Regions from separate parts of the Homo sapiens genome. Here region 1 is linked to region 2. Evidence: chromatin contacts called from ENCODE Hi-C or POLR2A ChIA-PET data. All regions are on one chromosome and are shown on one strand. Each heading gives the region's core, a stretch centred on a gene start or an enhancer-like site at or near the end of the contact. The rest is flanking DNA. Distances are from core to core; before and after follow the strand shown. Region 1 overlaps SLX4IP (SLX4 interacting protein). Region 2 overlaps MKKS (MKKS centrosomal shuttling protein).

Region 1 (6,161 bases), core at 21-2,520, 55 kb after region 2:
TTTTATTGTACTGGTTATTGAGAGGGTTAAATAAAAGGATTCGTATAAAGTGTTTAGCACAGTACCAAGTAACCATTTTAGTAAGTGTTAGGCATTATTAGTAATATTCATCTTCATTGTCATAAATATTGATAATCATTGTGGTTAATATTTTTCTGCCAGAGTGTGTCTTGAAGCAGCTTATTCTGCAATTCTTCTTAAAACTGCCAGAGTTCTGTTTCTTTTTTTTTTTTTTGAGACAGAGTCTCACTGTGTCACCCAGGCTGGAATGCAGTGGTGTAATCACGGCTCACTGCAACCTTCACCTCCCAGGTTCAAGCAATTCTCCTGCCTCAGCCTCCCAAGTAGCTGGGATTACAGGCGCCTGCCACCACGCCTGGCTAATTTTTAAAAAATGTTTAGTAGAGACGGGGTTTCACCATGTTGGCCCGGCTGGTTGGTCTTCTTTTTTTTTTTGAAAGGAGTCTTGCTCTGTCGCCCAGGCTAGAGTGTGGTGGCGTGATCTTGGCTCACTGCAACCTCCGCCTCATGGGTTCAGGCGATTCTCCTGCTTCAGCCTTCCAAGTAGCTGGGATTACAGACACACGCCACCATGCCTGGCTAATTTTTGTATTTTTAGTAGAGATGGGATTTCACCATGTTGGCCAGACTGGTCTCAAACTCCTGACCTCAGATGACCCACCTGCCTCAGCATTCCAAAGTGCTGGGATTACAGGCGTGAGCCACGGTGCTCGGCCTCAGGCTGGTCTTGAACTCCTGACCTGAGGTGATCCATCCTCCTTGGCCTCCCAAAGTGCTGGGTTTACAGGCATGAGCCACCATTCCTGGCCAAAGCTGCCTGAGTTCTGATTAGTTCTTTTTAAAAGCTTATGAATGGTGTGCTGGTCTAACAATATTTCAAGTTGTCAAGTAAGAAGGAGCTTCTTACAAAAGCCCATCGTTCTGAACAAGATATTCTTCAGTCCAAAATAATATTGAGAGATCACATAACACAGCTATGCAGATATATTCTAAGCCCTAACTTCGTGGGAGTCATTAATGCCATTTAATGAGGCCCCATACAATGTCTGAACTCTGGAGTTTGCTTTTAAGAGCCATTCTTTCCTAGACCCCCTTCCCTTCTTTACTTTAGGTATTGATGTCCTCCATTTACATCTCTGTGGAGTTTTTTCCTTTTTCTTTTTTCCCCCGCTCCCATTTGTGGTCAAATAAGGATCATGGTTAACCCCAGAAGGAAGGCCAGATGGGCCTTGGGGGCCTGGGCTGGGGCTGGAGCCTCTCCACTTCCGCCGGCCGCCTTGTTCACTTCCTTTTTTTCCCTCCCTTACCACTATGTTGCAGCCAAACTTCCGAAGTGAAAAGCAGTTTATTCCATCTAATCGGGGCTGCTGAATCAGAGGTGTTGGGGGTGTTCCCTGGGATGATGCTGCCCTTTGGCCACTGATCTCTGTATCATAGCTTACCTCGGCCTCCCTCTGGCGCCACCATCCAGGACTGGAAGCATTTGCTTTTCCTCAGGGAGCCGTGGGTTCAGGCCATGGGTGGTGAGAGAGTCTCATCTTCTCCAGCTTCCTGGTCCTCAGACTTGAGTAACACTCCTTATCCTCTGTCTGTTGCCTTCTTTGGGCAAGCACGTGGAGCCGCTCAAGTAAAGCTGCTCTTCATTGGGAATATTATCTGCCAAGGCTAAGCCAGGATCCCTAGAGAGCATCCAAGTCAGGGCTTTCAGCAGAGTTCCCTGGAAGCACTGCATTCTGTGGAGGGCCAGAGCCAGATCCCTGTCTCTGCTCCAGCCGACAGCTCGGCCACCATCAGTTTGGTGTATTGAGGTCATGCATAGAATTTAACATTGAAAAACATCCTTGTTCAGCTCCTTCAGTGATGAGATGAGAATCCCTGGGGAGTGGAAAGTGAGGATCTCAGAAGTTGCCCAAGGGAACTTAGTGTCTTATTTAGAGTCATAATAACTAGCTTAGACTAGCGTAACTGCTAGTCAAGGCTCTTTGGAAGGAAGTAACACCCACGCAAACTACTAGAACTTGAAATGGGCAGTTTATGATAAGGGAGTGTGACTGTCTCAGCATACTGGCATCAGTGTGCTATTGAGCTGGTGAGGGCCTGGAGGTAGCTTCAGGTTGCCCATGGCCCTGAGGCAGCTTCACTGTGGGCCTCTCTTTGAGAAGTGGGATTCTGGTCTTTGCATCTTCCTTGTTATTCTCCCTCTGCTGGCCTCTCTCTGCTCCTTTGTTCATGTTGCAGAAGATAGTGGCTCCTCACCTCCCAAGTGACATATCCTACAAAACTGCTGCACTTTCTGCCCCAATAGCAAACTTCTGGAGGTGAATTTGGGCAGATGTCCACTTTTGCTTCATCGATTGTGGCACGGGGCAGTGTCACATGGTAAATACATGGCTGCCCATGCCCACCCTTGAGCATGACAGCTGTCAGAAAGAGGGGCATAGATTCCCCCAGAAGTTACATGATAGTACTTTACAATTTAGAGACTTTGCTGGAAAGTTTCTTTTTGGCAGTCTCATAGACAGGCCTTTTTACAGAACATAGTAATGAGCACTTACAGTTTGTAGAGAGGCCTCGGGGGCATCCAAGAGGTAGCTGGAATAATCTGACCCTTGAGAAGCTTCTCTTGGTTCCTGGGGATGACGATGGTCATAATTAACTGCTTTACTTACAACTTGGCAATGTGTTTTATTATCGGTGTGCATTTTGAAGTGTTTTAAGGTTTTTCACATCCCTCACTGTGTGTGTGTGTGTATATATATATCTGTTATGATAATTAAACCAAATATTGTAAAAGTCAAGAAAAGTGTCAAAGAGGATGTCATTCTACTAAACTTTTTTGAATGGCTACTCTTTGATGATCTTGTGAGTTGGGAGAGGACCCAACCTTCAGTAGCATGAATCTGGTCTTAAATCTTAAATTTTGAAGCACTGAATGCATTGCAAAGTGTCCCATAGTCATCTATGAGTGTGCATATTTGCTTTTGACTCAGCATTCCATTTGTACTTCCTCCACAACAAAAAATGCATTGTAGCTTTAGTATTTTTAATTGTCACCAAGTAGTACTGCTAGCCATTGTGCAAAGTCTACCAACAGCTGATAAAATGATTACATTTTTAAAGGTTGCTGGATGGAATCAGATGTTGCTGTATCAGTTCCTATGCCGCGTGTGTCTGTTTCACTTCCCATAATGACTGATTCTCCACCTGCCATGACAGTGCATTCTTGATCTGCTGCGCCCTCCTTGGGTTGGGGACTGGAATATTTATTTTTAGGAAAAGTTAAAATTATCCAGAGAAGGGTGCTTTCTGTAAAATTTACATGAATCAGCCTCTTATTGCAGAGATCATGGGAGATGTGTGTGTGTGTAGATAAAAAAAACTCAATGGAAAAATGTAAAACTGTTAAAGGGAAGGAATATAATGAACATTGTTTTACCCATCACTATCTTTAACATTGTGGGCACTTTTAAATTAACTAGTATTCAAACTAAATGTGTGTTTAATAAAAGTGAATGGTACTACATAACATTAATGCTTTTGCAGTTAAGCTAGATTTTCCAAATTTCAGCAAAACCAAGAGTCTTAGCTCCTTCCTTCAGTCTTCAGTTTAAATTCTAAGAAATATTATTCGAAGTTTAAGAGGTCTTATTAGGGCATTAATGTGGGTTTTCCCGTATCAAGAGCAGACACAGGTTTTTGGTGTCTTAGGTTCTAAAGATACCAGTGTTCCTTAGATTTCTGACCTGACTGTGAAGGGAATTCTCTTTTTTTTTTGAGACGGAGTTTCGCTCTTTTAGTGGCATGATTTCGGCTCACTGCAACCTCCGCCTCCTGGGTTCAAGTGATTCTTCTGCCTCAGCCTCCTGAGTAGCTGGGTTACAGGTATGCACCACCACGCCTGGCTAATTTTTGTATTTTTAGTAGAGACGGGATTTCACCATGTTGGTCAGGCTGGTCTCAAACTCTTGACCTCATGATCTGCTCACGTTGGCCTCCCAAAGTGCTAGGATTACAGGCATGAGCTGATTTTTTGTGTTTTTAGTAGAAATGGGGTTTAACCATGTTAGCCAGGCTGGTCTTGAACTCCTGACCTCAGGTGATCCGCTTGCCTCTGCCTCCCAAAGTGCTGGGATTACAGGCGTGAGCCACCGTGCCCGGCCGAAGGGAATTCTTGTTAGGCTATTGCACAGTTGTCAGATGGACCTGACTGCTTCTCATCTCTAGGATCTTGGTTCCTTCTCTCCAATATGGGGATAATAAGTGTCAATCTTCATGGGGTTGTTACATAAAAGGTTTCTAACACAATGCCTGGCAACTGGTAAGCATTTACCAAATAAATAAGCCTTAGCTTAATTAGTAATCAAAGATACCAGCTGGGAAACATATCTATTTTAAGATTATATAGGCTCCTTCTCATCCTCTTTGGGCATTTTATTTCAGCTGCTTAAGATGTGAAATCTGTGTGTTGTGGTGTTCCTTGTTACAATCTCCCTTTTTTTTTTTTTTTTTGAAACGGAGTCTTGCTCTATCGCCCATGCTGGAGTGGGAGTGGCGTGATCTTGGCTCACTGCAACCTCCGCTTCCCAGGTTCAAGCAATTCTCCTGCCTCAGCCTCCAGAGTAGCTGGGACTACAGGTGCACTCTGCCACGCCTGGCTAATTTTTTGTATTTTAGTAGAGATGGGGTTTCACCGTGTTGCCCAGGCTGGTCTTGAACTCCTGAGCTCAGGCATTCCACCCGCCTCAGCCTCCCAAAGTGCTCGGATTACAGGTGTGAGCCACCGCGCCCGGCCAAGCTCTCTTTTAAAAGCTTTTTTTGTGACAGCAAAAGAAAGGGAGCTAAGATTGACTACCTAATAAAGTAGGTGTTTTTCACATTTTCATGTGTTTCCTATTTAGTTCAGTAGGTGTTTTTCCTGTTTAGTTCTCACAACACTGTGAAGTACATGTTACTGTTGACATGTCACAGATGTGACAGGCAGTGAGATTGAGTAATTTGCTCAGTTGGGAGGTAGAGAATGTGAAAAGCAGGTTTCAAGCCTGGGGTCTCTGACTCAAAGGCATATGCTTTGATGAAGATCGAAACTCTAGCTACAAGCTTGTGAAGATATTAATTTAGAATCATCCTTGTCCAGTAATAACACAACTACTTATAGTGGTTTGTAATTTTAAACATTTTATTAATATTAACTATATTACATTTACTAACCATGTTAAAATATGTTCTCTTGGGAGGTAGGCAGCACAGGTAACATTGTTAAAGAAGGGGCCCTGGAGCCTCTGATTCTTGTTCTTTATTGTCCTTGCCCCTCAGTAAAAAATCCTTTAGGAAAACAGATGCGTTGATGACTGTGCTGGTCAAAGGTCAATTTTGGACCCCAGACTCCTTTGTAAAAGCTTAATGAATCTGACCAACTCTTCTAAGCTCTTCTAGAGGTAGCTGCCACTCCCAAGGGAGAGATTCTTGAGCTCCTTTGGCTTACCAAGTGGGATGGGGTGAGATGGTATGCAAAGAGGGAAGGTGAAAGAAAGAAGGGGGTCAGTCTTGGAGAAAAAGGCGTATTACCTCTATTCAGGTAGAAGCAAGAGAAAACTGCCTAAAACCTGGGATTCCAGGGATGAGCTTGCCAATCCTCCCCCTACTCAGGCCTCTGCCCAGATTCGGGACTGGCATTGGAGAAGGAGTTAGGGAGACCTTGAGAAGTGGTTAGGACGGTGGACTCCACCTAGAGGCAAGTAGTGACTCTGATTCCTTCCCATATGACAAACCAGCCTTCTGGGAAAGGTGAGGACAGTCTGGGTAAGTCATCTGCGGATGCAAAATGAAAATCTGTATTGTATAACTTCTAGGGTCTTAGTATACTTCTTTTTTTGTTTGGTAAATTAAAAACTGAAATGCATAAAGAAGAAAAATTTCCATATTCTCATCGCTCAAATTCCATATTTCTTTTTTTTTTTTTTTTTTGAGATGGAGTCTCACTCTGTCACCCAGGCTGGAGTACAGTGGCACAATCTCAGCTCACTGCAACCTCCGCCTCCTGGGTTCAAGCAATTCTTCTGCCTCAGCCTCCTGAGTAGCTGAGACTACAGGCGTGCACCACCACGCTCAGCTAATTTTTTGTATTTTTAGTAGACGGGATT
Region 2 (5,844 bases), core at 2,657-5,156:
CCAGTACACATATCTTTTGGCTAGTATTTCATTAAAATGACAAAGAAATCACTGAAAGTGGTAGTGACTCCCAAATCATTTTAAAGATGCCAAAACTTGTTGACCTGTGGTCACAGGTCTAGACCTGAACAAAAGAAGGTACAAGAAAGAGAAAAGAGAAAAAAAAACCAAACCACTGGGGCTGGTTTATAGAACATGTTTGGAAGTATCAGTTCAGCTCTATTAAAACTCTTTCTTCCTAAACAAGGTGCTCCATAATTCCAAGAGTTACCATTAGACGAATGGTCCTGACTATTCTTGGATGCACGGGCTTGGCAGATGGGTTTTTGTTGTTGTTGCAGTGATGGATAACTTAATTAAAATAACAGTAAAACTTGCATGACTTCTTCTAAATTAAGAGGTGCACTATAAAATATGATTTAAAGAAAATACAAACAGGTGAAAGTTTTTCCTAAAAGCAAATGGAGTTCTTTGGCAAAAAGAATGATTATAGGTATGAGGTAAGAAATACACAAGGTAAGCTGGGGTCCTTTTCTGCCCAAAAGTAAGGATGTTATTAAAGACTACGTGGGTCATATCACAAGGACAAAGGAAAAACAACAACAGGAGTCAACTTGGAGAGGATCCAAAATGGGACAACTTTAGCATTAAAAAAAAACATGACGACAGCAACAGATTAATATAACTGAAATAAATGCAAACCCACAGGTTCATACTAACACCAAAAACAAAAACCCTAAGTGGCTTGAGCACTCATTATTATAAAAACCAATAAAGGGAATTACAGGGATAAAACATTAATCTTGCTTTCCTTGTATAAATGCATTTTGGGGTAACTGAATAGTTGACGATGGAAAGTTGTTCCAGCTAATAAATGGAGAAGGAATGATAGAATTTGAGCAGCATCATTTGGCAACCCCTAATGAAATAGTGCATTAGACCCATATATGGTGGTTGGTAAATTAAGCCTATGGACCATATCCAGACTGCTGCCTGTTTTTGTAAATGAAGTTTTATTGGAAAGCAGCCATGCTCATTAATTTGTGTACTGTGTATGAGTGCTTTTACACTACAACAGAAAGCTGAAGGGTTGGTATAGACACTATATGATCTGCAAAGCCTAAAATATTTACTATCTGATCTTTTATAGAAAAAAAGTTTGCCAATTTCTAGGTTACAGCAATGATAATGAATAGTCGCTAATAATTATTAAGTAAAAGATCACCTGGCCAACATGGTGAAACCCTGTCTCTACTAAAAAAATACAAAAAACTAGTCAGGTGTGGTGGTGGGTGCCTGTAATCCCAGTTACTCGGGAGGTTGAAGCAGGAGAATCACTTCAACCCAGAAGGCAGAGGTTGCAGTGAGCCGACATCACCCAACTGCAGCCTGGGTGACAGAGTGAGACTCCATCTTAAAAAAAAAAAAAAAAAAAATCAAAGGGGAACTTTATAATGGAAAGAAACACTGCTAACTTGCCTGTTAATCTTAGCAACACTGGCTAGACGCAGTGGCTCTTGCCTGTAATCCCATCACTTTGGGAGGCCAAGGCAGGAGGATTGCTTGAGGCCAGAAATTTGAGACCAGCCTGGGCAACACAGCAAGACCCTGGTTCTAAAAATATTTTAGAACTTAGCCAGGTGTGGTGGCGGATGCCTATAGTCCCAGCTACTTGGGATGCTGAGGCTGGAGGATGGCCTGTGCCCAAGAGTTTGAGGCTGCAGTGAGCTATGATATGTTACTGCACTGTAGCCTGGGTGACAAATCAAGGCCTGTGCCCAAGAGTTTGAGGCTGCAGTGAGCTATGATATGCTACTGCTACTGCACTGTAGCCTTCTCTGTAAAAAAAAAAAATCAACATCATCATCAAAAGTGGATCAGACATTATATATGAAACAACATGATTACCTAGGATCTATTCCACAGTACCATCCATGAAGTATTCTTGTTCAAAAAGTAAATTAAAAAAACAAATGAAAGTAGCCTCTTGATATAATTACGAGATTACAGGAAATAGGGGAGAGAAAGAGGAAATTGTTAAATGACAAGATGAGGAAGCAATCAGCCAAACTGAGAATGTGGGAAATTTTTTAAAAGGCAGATTTAGGAGGGGAATTGAAAAGAGATATTATCTATCAAATGCAATACGTAGACCTTGTTTGGATCCTGATTCCAACAAACCACCTGAAAAGATTTTTTATAGACAAATTCAGAAATATAAACATGGCCTTGGGTATCAAATTGTAGGTAAAGAGTCACTGTTAAGTTTTTCTAGGTGATAATGCAAATGTGTTTGTGTATGTGTGTTTATTCTTACTGTTAAAGACACATACAAAAGGACTACATAGTGGAGCTTAAGATTTGATTTAAAATATTCTAGCAGTTCAAAAAACAGAGGAAAAGATGGATAAAAGAAGACTGGCAAAACGCTGTTAACTATTAAAGCTGGTTGTGGCGAAATGCCCTTAACTATTAAAGCTGGTTGTGGCAAAAGGCCATTAACTATTAAAGCCAGTTGATGGATACTTGAGGGCTCAATATACTATCCTCTCTTTATCTTGAGGCATGTATGTAATTTTCCATAATGAAAATAAGAATAGAAAATAAGAGACAAATAAATGCATTCTTTTGATGTACTTCAACTATTCGGAATTTGTGTTTAACTTACTCTAAATCCGGCTCTAACTTTTGCTTACTAAAAGCCTGTTTAAATATCTGCTTCTGCTTGCTTGACTGGAAATGTTAGCCTCTAAAACTTTTAACTATTGCTGCACTGGCATCTAAAATCTCTTACTACATTCACCTAACATTTTAGAGGAGATTCTTTTCTCAGCTCTATTTTTCCTCCAAGAGTATTTCTTTTTGCATGAGAAGAAACTACTTGATTTTCTTCCTCCAAAGTTTGGCCATACCTGGCCTCCAAACTGTTAAGACATCTTTTTGTTCTTTACTTCTTGTCATAAGTACAATATACATACATAATATAATGGTCTTACTAGTCTGAAAGACTATATATATAAAAATCCAGCACCTAATAAATTCTCTAACTCCCTGCTTATATATATTAAAACTCTTCCTATAAATACAAATTTTATATAGAATGTCCTAAAGTTACTCTTTTAAGTTGTTAAGCTTCTATGTTACTACCTGGCTTTTATATTTAATAATTGTCTAATATATTAAGCTATGCTCTTCCACTTCTGCTTATGAACATTTAAAAGTAAAATCTTGATTTAAAATATTGTTGAAACCAGTAATTATACCAAAAGTCAAAATCTCAGACCAAGGCTTATAAATAAGGAAAATCTTACTGAGGTTCTTCTTCCATAAAGAGCAGAACCTTACACTCATCTATCTTATAACAAAACTTAGAGCATATTATTCACCTCAAGGTTAAAAAGTAAATTATAATAGAAAATGCTTTACAATTACAGGGTCACAGTTCTTTATCTGAAACTCCTTGGGCCAGATGAGTTTCATAATTCAGAATTTCTTAGATTTTATAAATACAATATAGTGTATATAACATACATAATCAATATAATCATAATATAGTATAACGCTATATTATAGTAAATCAAACGTGACAAATGCCAATAAAATTTCTGCAGTGAAACTCAATTTTCATATTAAGTGGAATAAAAACAGTGACCTCCCCCATTTATCTATGAGGGATATGTTCCAAGACCACCCAGTGGATGCCTGAAACTACATATAGCACTAAACCCTATATATACTATGTTTTCTTCTTGTACATACATACCTATGATAAAGTTCAATTTATAAATTAGGCACAATACTCCTGTGCTTTGGGTACATTGTGAAGTAAAGTAACAGTTACCTGAACATAAGCGCGGAGATACCACCACAGTTGATCTAACCCAGAGTGCTGCTAAGTGACTAACGAGCAGGTAGACAGACAAGGGAATGACTCACATCCTGCGTGGATGAAGTAGAATATCCCAGGATTTCATCATGCTACTCAGAAAGGTGCATAATTTAAAATTTATGAATTGTTTATTTCTGGAATTTTCTATTTAATATTTTCAGACTAGGGTTGACTGCAGGTAACTGAAACTGCAGAAAGCCAAACTGCGGATAAAGGGAGACAACTGCACTGCAAATTGCCTCATGTCAGTTAAGATCAAGTTTTGCTGTCAAAGGAGTGAGGATAAAATGTTTTGGTTTTGAGAACTTTTTGAATTTTGGAATTATGGATAAGGGACTATAGACCTAAATTATATAACTTCATCCTCTTTATTTCAGTGACTCTCAAAAGTAACAAATTATGGTCAAGCTAAAATAGTTGATGTTAAGAAATGAATACAATTAGTTTTGTATTGTTAAAAAAAAAAGAACACTAATAGAAGAAAATAATCTTGTATAAATTTGGACTTTTGTGATATGTAATGGTAAGGAGTCAGGGGCTCCTTTGCACACATTCATGATCCTGGTGATGCTGCTAGCAAAACTGCTCTTTCCCTTTGCATTCAATTGACTGCCAGGCAAGTGTCAAATGTCTCTGCACAACGAACTTTTCTAGAAACAACTGCAGAATAGTATTTTGCCAGTGGGTCACAATAAAAACAACAGGTAACTTACCAATTTAGGCTTTTCCTTGCCAGAGATCTAAAAGATTGAGTTTCCCATTGTTGGAATGTGCCATATGATTAACCAACCAGATTAAATGGAACTTACCTGAAGATTGCAAGCCTGCTACTTCCCCTGGATTTGGCTCTTCTGAAGATTTGAAAGTCCCAGACTATCTTGCTCAGGAATGTCGTCGTTTTTAGGTATTTGGAAAACAGGGCTGCTTTTGATTCTGTACCACCCCAAATGTATGAGCCCAACTAAAGGGACCATAACAACCAAAACTTTGTAGTCTCTCCACAAGTTCCGAAGGCTCATAGTACTTCAGCATCAGTGTACCTAAGAAAAGGTTACAGTTAGAGGAAAAAAACCACTAAAACCCATAACCTCCCTTTAATTACATTTCTAAATCACTACAAGTAGCATGCTGTACTCTAACAAATGCTGACTGTTAAACATTTTAAATTATAATACATTGCAATGTTAATAAACAAAAAGAGACATGTCATTGACCCAAAGGGAGCAGGCAGTCAGCCTTGGGAAACTTACAGAGCAATACTGACTTTTTGGCAACAATTGCAAAGGAGCAACATTACCTGCTGGAAAAGCTATATGAATCTTTGAAAACACACATGCATGGAGTGTTCTTTAAATATATTAATGTTCTCTGAGCCACAATAGAGTAAGAGCCTTTTTTTAAATTATATTTTTTAAAAATTATAATTACAGGCTGAGGGTGGTGGCTCACGCCTGTATTCCCAGCACTTTGGGAGGCTGAGGCAGGCAGATTGCCTGAGGTCAGGAGTTCGAGACCAGCCTAGCCAACACAGTGAAACATCGTTTCTACTAAAAGTATTAGTCGGATATGGTGGCGCATGCCTGTAATCCTAGCTACTCTGGAGGCTGAGTCAGGAGACTTGCTTGAACTTGGGAGGTGGAGGTTGCAGTGAGCCAAGATCATGCCACTGCACTAGGCAACAGAATGAGACTCCATCACAAAAAAAAAAAAAAAAAAATTACATTTAGTCACAATTTTAACAGAAGAATCAAACGGTAATCCACAAATATGCAGTAAGAATTTAGGTTCTATATTCTGACAGGATGTAGTGATAGTGTTTCAACTGCGATTGCAACAGCTGAACATGGATTCCAATTGCAGTAAAAGATTTCTGGCTTGAACGCTACAAATCAGAATGAATGTAATGCCATTTCCACATTTATGTGCAAAACTACTGCATTTTAGAGTGTTTGCCC

What was found. Hi-C counts contacts between places; a loop is a spot of excess contacts on that map. ChIA-PET counts read pairs that join two places held with the same protein, here RNA polymerase II (POLR2A). Pooled maps may share reads with other maps.
Region 1: a map of psoas muscle shows a loop between it and region 2 (3-fold over the local background). The contact joins two enhancer-like sites. A Hi-C loop is called at or near these places in 2 of 168 maps with a recorded cell type or tissue (HepG2 and psoas muscle) and 2 of 50 pooled maps. POLR2A ChIA-PET finds 5 or more read pairs at or near these places in 1 of 52 experiments (GM12878).

The regions. Positions count from the first base shown.
Region 1 is chr20:10,473,386-10,479,546 of GRCh38, forward strand. All of the region lies in intron 2 of SLX4IP (SLX4 interacting protein), which reads left to right. Among named protein-coding and RNA genes, the nearest start is that of SLX4IP, 41 kb to the left of the region's middle. Within about 2 kb of position 1,271, at least 12 of the 41 ENCODE cell types and tissues checked have a DNase peak (open chromatin) inside an H3K27ac peak, as active enhancers do.
Region 2 is chr20:10,415,830-10,421,673 of GRCh38, forward strand. It overlaps MKKS (MKKS centrosomal shuttling protein), which reads right to left. Exons shown (of 6, transcript NM_170784.3): 2 at 4,699-4,929. LOC128706665 reads right to left here. Exons shown (of 3, transcript NM_001394148.2): 2 at 4,699-4,929. The coding sequence starts at 4,908. The coding sequence ends at 4,717. LOC128706666 reads right to left here. Exons shown (of 3, transcript NM_001394149.2): 2 at 4,699-4,929. Among named protein-coding and RNA genes, the nearest start is that of MKKS, 15 kb to the right of the region's middle. RefSeq lists an enhancer at 3,469-4,668. Within about 2 kb of position 3,907, at least 3 of the 41 ENCODE cell types and tissues checked have a DNase peak (open chromatin) inside an H3K27ac peak, as active enhancers do.